Linked DNA regions of Homo sapiens: region 2 is linked to region 1. Evidence: read pairs that join two places in POLR2A ChIA-PET (ENCODE). Cell type or tissue: Caco-2. All regions are shown on one strand. Links, peaks and the distances in the headings refer to the core of each region. The heading gives the core; the rest is flanking DNA.

Evidence for each region. ChIA-PET counts read pairs that join two places held together with the same protein. Peaks named below come from ENCODE experiments on the same cell type or tissue, not always from the same donor. Only the 100,000 strongest peaks of a DNase experiment are listed, where the experiment ranks them.
Region 2: POLR2A ChIA-PET joins it to region 1 with 6 read pairs; 2 of 35 experiments call an interaction of 5 or more read pairs at or near these places.

What each region holds. Positions count from the first base shown.
Region 1 is chrX:135,001,929-135,006,328 of GRCh38, reverse strand. No RefSeq gene overlaps it. Among named protein-coding and RNA genes, the nearest start is that of SMIM10, 13 kb to the right of the region's middle. RefSeq lists enhancers at 1,238-1,746, 1,747-2,257 and a silencer at 2,165-2,224. In Caco-2, for the core only: no CTCF peak of the experiment used is centred there; a DNase peak (open chromatin) is centred at 2,178; H3K4me3 peaks cover 884 bases.
Region 2 is chrX:134,462,691-134,467,090 of GRCh38, reverse strand. All of the region lies in intron 1 of HPRT1 (hypoxanthine phosphoribosyltransferase 1), which reads right to left. Among named protein-coding and RNA genes, the nearest start is that of HPRT1, 4.7 kb to the right of the region's middle. In Caco-2, for the core only: no CTCF peak of the experiment used is centred there; no DNase peak of the experiment used is centred there.

The DNA.
Region 1 (4,400 bases), core at 218-4,217:
GCAGTGGGGAGTTTGAAAGGGACTGAAGGATTAGGGAGCAGATGGCCAGTGACGTCCAAGTTATTACCATTAACCAAATTCCCTTCTAGCACTGTCTCAGCCGATGGCGGCCACACACAGTCTTTGAAAGCTTGTGATGGGCATCCAGTAATGAATCTTGCTCTGTTACCCAGGCTGGAGTGCAGTGGTACAATAATAGCTCACTGCAGCCTTCAACTCCTGGGGTCAAGCGATTGTCTTGCCTCGGCCTCTCGAGTAGCTGGAACTACAGGCATGCACTACCACGCCCAGCTTATTTTTTTCTTTTTTGTAGAGAGGGGGGTCTTGCTATATTGCCCAGGCTGGTCTCAAACTCCTGGCCTCAAGCAATCCTCCTGCCTCAGCCTCCCAAAGTGCTGAGATTACAGGTGTGAGCCACTGCCACTCAGCCCAGATAAGGCTTTCGATGCCCAGTTGCACTGGCCCCCAGATAGTGGAGGGTCATTGGCCAAGTACATGTCATCTTCCCTCATTTTTTCATTATACAAGGGAATGTGTGAGTTAAGATGACCATTGTCTCAGAAAGCCAGGGACACACTGAGACAGGAATTGCTGCTGCTGGAGGTTCCCTGAGCTATCACCATCCATAGACTAGGGAGTATATAAGGCTGGTTCACCCTGCCATCCTAACTCCCCAGAGAAACTGTAAGTGACGATGAGGAGCCTGGATGGAGAGGGGCAATGTCTGGGGAAAGAGACATTATATGAGGGCAAGATGCGGTAAATGCCCTCAAGGAAGAAATAGGACCTACAGGGTAAGAAACTAAAGAAAAATTTGGTGAGATTTGGGGGATGCTTCTCACATGTATTTTTAACTGAGGATTAGTAATATAATAAAATAAATAAATAGCAAAATCACAAACCCATCAAGTTCCCTATTGTAATAGCTACAATTAGCCCAGTTACTACCTCTGACAGACCCTGTGCTGAGCATTAGTCTGTATCATCTTTCTTCATGCTTATAGTAATCTGGGCAGCCAGGCCCTATATGTATGTCTCAGAGAAGTCAAGTCACTTGCTCAAGGACATACTGTTAGTAATTTGCTGAGGCAGGATTAAAACCCAGGCATGTGTGATTCTATACCTTGTTTGATCTTAACCCCACAGCACCCTAGAATGGACAAGGGCTGGTACACAGATATTCATTAAAGAAAATTTGAAAACAGAGATTATTAGAAAAAAATAGCATTATTCTTACCATATAAACTGAAACAGTTTATATCTTGTTTTATTGTCATCTAGTCCTTCTTTTCCATATATATTTATAACTCTATTGTGTTTGCAATTTATTTTCCATTGCTTTGACTTAATTTATGTGCATTACCTTATTGCTTCATTTTTTGTAACCTGTGTTTTCATGTTTTTTTTTAAACAACTGTGTTCTTTTTTATTACAAAACTGTTCTCTATCTTATTGCAAAGGACTTGTCAATTCATAATGGCACAAAGGAGAGAATAACAAGTGAACTATACAGAAAGTGACTCACCAGAGATAATTACTTCAATTTTTTCTTTTAATTGCAAAGACACAATGAGCAGAGGAGTAAGCAGCAGTTATTCCAGTCGGAGTTGGGTGCATCTGTGGAAAGTGCCAAACGGACCTGTTTCTCCCTCAGAGAACATTTCTTCCCCTTCCTGTTGTGTGCCCCCTTCTGCCTCCCGGTTTCTGCATAAGACAGGTGGGCTTAGAATTGTCACTGTAGTCTGGGGTAGAGTGGATTCTAGGCAGCTGGGGGCAGCCGTAGGGCATTGTCCTCCTAAAGGCTGTGTCAGAGGGTGGAGGCAAAGAAAAATGTCCTTTTTGTCCCGATTTGGACCCTATTTCAGGTCAGTGGGTATGATTTTGCCATTTGCTTTTAGTCTTTCACCAACGTCACAAAATTACATTACCACTCCGATCTTTATATTTCTAAGCATCACCGGAAATGCATGGTTGTGGAGGCGTGTCCATGGGGCGGAATGTGGGCCTGTCCATGGGGCGGAATGTGGGCTTGGCCATGGGCGTGGCCTGAGTGCTTGCGCGGGCTCCGCCCCCAAAGCCCGATGGTCACTAGTGCGCAAGCTCAGAACGGGGCCGGGCCGCGGCTGTGAGAACGTGGGGGAGGGCTTAACTCTCTTCAGGAGGCGGGGTCTGAATCAGAAAGGTGGGGCCAAGATTTCCCAAGGCAGGCGCGGGCGAGGGGCGGTGCGCGGGGGAAGATCCCAGGACAGTTTGCGGTGTGAGGGGAGATTGCGCCCGCTGCCCAAAGAGAGCAGAGGACACGTGTTCTGGAAGGTGATGCGGCCTCCTACCGTACTCCTCCCCTCACCTAACTCATCAGCTGTAGCGTGTCCCTTTACTGACTCTCGGCTGTGGACGCCACTGGAGTGAGGTTCTGTGAACACATTTTCCTCCTTCATGCATCTCTCAGCCAGATTATTGGCTCCCTGGCCGCAGATGTGGTTACTTTGAAACATTAATAGGAAAGCCCCAAATATTAGCAAACATCCAGAGCAGCACATTCAAAGAGTAATGCACCATGAACAGTTAATAGAAGGTGGGTTAAATGTTCAGAAATCTATTAATTTGCTATATTAGGACACTAAATGAAAATAATTATAGGACATCTTCAGAGATGCTGAAAATATAAAAATAGGAGGGATTGTATTATTTTACCAGAAACATTTGCTTTTAGTGTTTTACCAACACCACAAAATTGAATTGCCACTCTGATCATTACATTACTTTCTTTAACATCATAATCACATATATGCACATAATACACCATTTACTTAGGGCAGTCAGTTTTAATGACACTTCTGTTTCTTTCATGAATCATGTGTTTTTATGAGATACTGCTGTGTGTCAACCCCCCTTGGATGCCCAAAACAGCTCAGCCCAAAGAAGATGCGGTTCGAATTTAAAATACATAATTTAATCATGGGTTTAGAGTTAGGATTTTAAGTAAAACTCTTACTAATTTTTATATACATACATACTACATATATACATACATACTACATACTACATATATATACATATAATATTGGAACATTTAAGAGAAGCTTAGTTTCACTGTTACCGGTTTACTTTTTTATTTTTTGAGATGGAGTCTCGCTCTATTGTGCAGGCTGGAGTGTAGTGGCGCGATCTTGGCTCACTGCAACCTCTGCCTCCCAGGTTCAGTCAGTCCTCCTGTCTCAGCCTCCCAAGTAGCTGGGATTACAGGCACATGCCACCATGCCTGGCTAATTTTTTAATTTTTAGTAGAGGCGAGGTTTTGCCATGTTCGCCAGGCTGGTGTTGAACTCCTGACCTCAGGTGATCCTCCCGCCTTGGCCTCCCAAAGTGCTGGGATTGCAGGCATGAGGCACTGCACCCAGCCTGCTTTTTTAAATAAATAGAATGATTTAATAATCATGATGGATTTATCAAGACTTATATTTTTCATCTCCCAAGTCTACACTTCCTCTGTCTTCCCCATCTTGGTAAATGGCAACTCTTTCCTTTCTGTTGCTCAAGCTAAAGGCCTTGCTGTCATCCTTGAATCCTCTGTTTCTTTCATGCCCCACATTAACTCAAGTCTACCTTCAACATACAACCAGAATCTGACCACTTCCTGGCACCTCCACTGTTATGACCTCTGTCCAAAACACCTTTACACCTCTCCTGGATTATTCTAATAGCCTCTTAACTAGCCTATCTAATTCTTCACTTTCTTGATAATGGCCAGTTCTTGTAAATATCTTTTGTTGAACATATGTACATGTTTCCATTGGGTAAAGAACTTGGAATTACATTGTTGCATCACGGGGGATGCTTATGTTTAACTTTACTAGATAATGCCAAACACGTTTCTCATTTGGTTGGACCAATTTACATTCTCACCAGCAGTGCAAATTCATAGCAACAGCAAGGAAAGTAATTGTATGAAGAGAGGAAACATGACCCCAGTCCCACCCCATTAATGCACCAAGTGCATTTATTTTTTTCTCACCTCTTTTTATGTGGAACATGCCTTCTTCATGCCATTCGAATGACACAGTAGCTTCTAGAAGATCTGTGTACATGTCACTATTGGCATGTGTGTACGTGTCACTATTGGCTGTAGACTATGAGGCTTCAGTGGGATATGACACCAACATCAGCCCACAAGACACAGCAGATGGAGTCTTGTGGGCCATGATGAATAGAGCTGCCTTTCATGGGATGTGAGGTCCAAGGTGTGGTTCAGGAAAGGCAAAGCCTGGGCAAACTGCTCTTTCCTGCTTCTCGGCCCTATTTGCCAGTGCATTTATACCATGGAGTTATGGTGAATGTGAACACACAAGAGAGTTTGACAAGGAGCCAGAATTCAGAAAATGGCAATGGGCAGCTTGGAA
Region 2 (4,400 bases), core at 318-4,317, 540 kb after region 1:
CTGGGCGACAAGAGCAAGACTCCGTCACAAAAAAAAAAAAAAAAAAAAAGCTTAAAATCTAGTGGGAAAGGCATATATACATACAACTAACTGTATAGCATAATAAAGCTCATAATCTGTAACAAAATCTAATTCGACAAGCCCAGAAACTTGTGATTTACCAAAAACAGTTATATATACACAAAAAGTAAACCTAGAACCCAAAGTTACCCAGCACCAATGATTCTCTCCCTAAGCAGTATCAAGTTTAAAGCAGTGATTACATTCTACTGCCTAGATTGTAAACTGAGTAAAGGAGACCAGCACCTTTCTGCTACTGAACTAGCACAGCCGTGTAAACCAACAAGGCAATGGCAGTGCCCAACTTTCTGTATGAATATAAGTTACATCTGTTTTATTATTTGTGACTTGGTGTTGCATGTGGTTATTATCAACACCTTCTGAAAGAACAACTACCTGCTCAGGCTGCCATAACAAAATACCACAGACTGAGTGACTTAACAGAAACTTATTTCTCACAGTTTTGGAGGCTGGGAAGTCCAAAATTAAGGTACCTGCAAGGTAGGTTTCAATCTCAGGCCTCTTCTTTGGCTTGAAGGTCTTCTAACTGTGTGCTCACATGACCTCTTCTAACAAGCTCTCTGGTGTCTCTTTTTTTTTTTTTTTCTTTTTTGAGACAGAGTCTCACTCTGTCACCCAGGCTGGAGTACAGTGGCACAATCTGGGCTCACTGCAACCTCCAACTCCCGGGTTCAAGTGATTCTCATGCCTCACCCTCCCGAGTAGCTTGGATGACAGGAGCCCGCTACCACACCCAGCTAATTTTTGTATTTTTAGTAGAGATGGTGTTTCACTACATTGGCCAGGCTGGTCTCAAACTCCTGACCTCGTGATCCACCCACCTTGGCCTCCCAAAGTGCTGGGATTACAGGTGTGAGCCACTGCGCCCGTCCTGGTGTCTTTTCATATAAGGGCACTAATCCAATCAGACCTGGGCCCAACCCTCCCGACTTCTTCTAACTGTAATTACCTTCCAAAGGCCCTGTCTCCAAATACCATCACACTGGGGGTTAGGACTTCAAAAAAGGTATGGGGGGGGTGTGGGAGGACATAAATGCTCAGTCCATAACAAGCACCCAACATAAAAATGGCTAGAACAGATCACAAAAAAAAGGTCCTGTATGGCTTTGGGGAAGGGCTCAACCCCAAAATATCTGAGAGCTCTGGAGGGGCCTAGAAGTGGTAAATGAATGAAAACGTGGTTACTCTCCAGATCTGCCTTTCCCAAATATGGCCATTCTTGGCTGAATCAGAAATCAAAGGACAGGTTATTAATTACTAGCTCTAAGTTACTTACCATTTGCTGAGACAGTTCAGAAATCTGACTGCATCTCCTCAGAGATCTAGAACACAGTTCTCAAATTCTAACTTACTTGTGATATACTTGTGAATGATAAAAATCGCTACAGGTACTTTTATTAATCTGAAAGAGTATTGAGAAATTACCTTTCATTCTGACTTTTGTCTGGAATGAAAATCAATACTTTTGCTATAATCGATTACTGAAATAATTTTACTTTCCAGTAAAACTGGCATTATAATTTTTTTTAATTTTTAAAACTTCATAATTTTTTGCCAGACTGACCCATGTAAACATACAAATTACTAATAATTATGCACGTCACATCTGTAATAATGGCCTTCATGTAAACATTTTTGTGGTTTACACATAAAATCTCTAATTACAAAGCTATATTATCTAAAATTACAGTAAGCAAGAAAATTAATCCAAGCTAAGACAATACTTGCAACATCAATTCATCATCTGTGACAAGGACTGCTTAAGTCTCTTTGTGGTTAAAAAGGAAAAAAAAAAAAAAGACATGTTGGCCAGATGCGGTGGCTCACACCTGTAATCCCAGCACTTTGGGAGGCTGAGGTGGGCGGATCACCCCTGGCCTGCCCAACATGGTGAAACCCCGTCTCTACTAAAAACACAAAAATTAGCTGGGCGTGGTGGCGGGCGCCTGTAATTCCAGCTACTCGGGAGGCTGAGGCAGGAGAATTGCTAGAACCCAGGAGGCAGAGATTGCAGTGAGCTGAGATTGCACCATTGCACTACAGTCTGGGCAACAAAAGTGAAACTCCATCTTAAAAAAAAAAAGACAATGTTCGTGGGTCCAAACAAGACTTAATGGAAGTGAGTCTAAAAATGAGCTATGTGGGCCAGGCGTAGTGGCTCCCACCTGTAATCCCAGCACTTTGGGAGGCCGAAGCAGGCAGATCATGAGGTCAGGAGATGGAGACCATCCTGGCCAACACGGTGAAATCCTGTCTCTACAAAAATTAGCTGGGCGTGGTGGTGCCTGCCTGTAATCCCAGCTACTCAGAAGGCTCAGGCAGGAGAATCGCTTGAACCAGGGAGTCGGTGGCTAGAGTGAGCCGAGATTGCATCACTGCACTCCTGCCTGGTGACAGAGCAAGACTCCATCTCAAAAAAAACAAACAAAAATAAAAGATAAAAATGAGCTATGTGAATTAAAAGAGGTATAACAATAGATAAACCATATTTTATTTAATTCCTAGTAATGAGTAATATTTCCAAACTTCTGGAATGGGCAGAAATTGCTAGTTGGCATATTTTTACCTTTTATATTCAGATACATTAAAATTCTCAAAAAAAAACACCTCAAAGCAGATGATCCGCCATCTCCTTGGATAATTTGTGTTAACTCAGGATAACAGAAAACCAAAATTATGAGTTACTGATGCAATATTCCTAAATGTAAAAATAATTAAAGCTAATAGTAGATTCATCTTCCAATTTCATATCAGTCTTACAAATAAACTACATATATAACTTGCTTGCCTTCCCTTCTGAGGGATAAAGCTGTTAGAAGAATTAAAATCAGCATTCTTGACTATTCAACCAAGGGAGGGATAAATTATTACTCATTCTAGGGACATGGGCTCATAACTACTACATGTGTAAGGACATGAATTTACCCAATATTACAATTTTTCCTTTTATTAGTGTGTACAGTGGAAGAATAGACATGTTCACTCTGGACAAAAAAAAAATTATACTTATCAGTTATCAGAAGCACAATGCTGAAGACAGTAGTTCCATAACAATTTGAAGTATGTGATCGAACTAGTAGATTATCTTAGTAGTAGTGAATTATTGTAAATGTTAGTAATTTGGCAGCCACTGGGCAGAAAAATAAGAATTGAGGCTCAATATTGATATTAATGGTGGTGATTGACACATAAATTTTATCAAGTCTACACAATATAAAATTACAGAAAGGTAGAAGAGTATACCAGTACAACTTCAACATATCTTCACTACAAGGGAGTAAAATGACATGGCCTAGTTACTATCTAATGAACTGCAGAAAACTAAAAGAAAACTCCAAGGCAACTCTTCTCTGCTGATCTGGTTGGTCCTTTTCCTACCTTTTGCAATACCCAGATACAAACAATGGATAGAAAACAAAGTAGACTTGTAGTATGCAGGTCACAGTGCTAAATTCACAGAAAGAAACCCCTGAACTGAACTGCTCTATTTCCTGGTGGTCACAAAGAGTAATTCTGGTTTACACCTACAGATTGATGTCAATCTACACCCTGTTGATAACAGTGTGGCCAAGGACAAAAAAAAGGTGCTCCGTTTTACCAATTCTGTAAAAAATTATTGGCAGGGTAAGCTCGGCTAGGGCAGGATTACATTTCTAGGACTACCATCCCCGAAATTTAGAAGATATTATATCCACATAAAGCATATCTTTCACATTAATTTGCAAAAATCTAAAAGCTTTTTCTTAGCTCAAGTGTGTCCAAGTTTACCCTGGCAGTTTAAAACGATAGTTACAAGCAGCATGGGTTGTATCAGACACATTTGAGGGCCAATTTCATGTAAGTGATATTGGGCAAGTTACTTCAACTATCTGTGCCTCCAAGGTCATACTAGTGTTTATTTACCTAAAGGGTACCTGTTATGTAACTTTAGGGTGTTTACATTAGATAATGCCTGCAAAATATTTACTTCAACGCCTAAAACATAGTTAAGTATTCAATAAATACCTACTATTGTCACTACTAACTTAAAAGTTTAGAGATTAAGAGCAGAATCTGGGGTGAGACAAACTTAGGTTCAAATCCTAGTATTGTTGGGTAATCTTGGGCAAGTTACTTAACCTCTCTGATTTGTGTAATTTAAAAAATTAGTTAATATACATAACAGGGCTTAGAAGAGTATCTAGCACATAGCACCATTTAAGCATTTGTTATTGCTAACATGCAAACAATTTAAGGGAAAGAAATTTTTTAAAAAGGAAGAGGGATTTGCAAACTAAAAACAATGAGTATCTTATGTTCAAAGAAAACTAACAAACAGC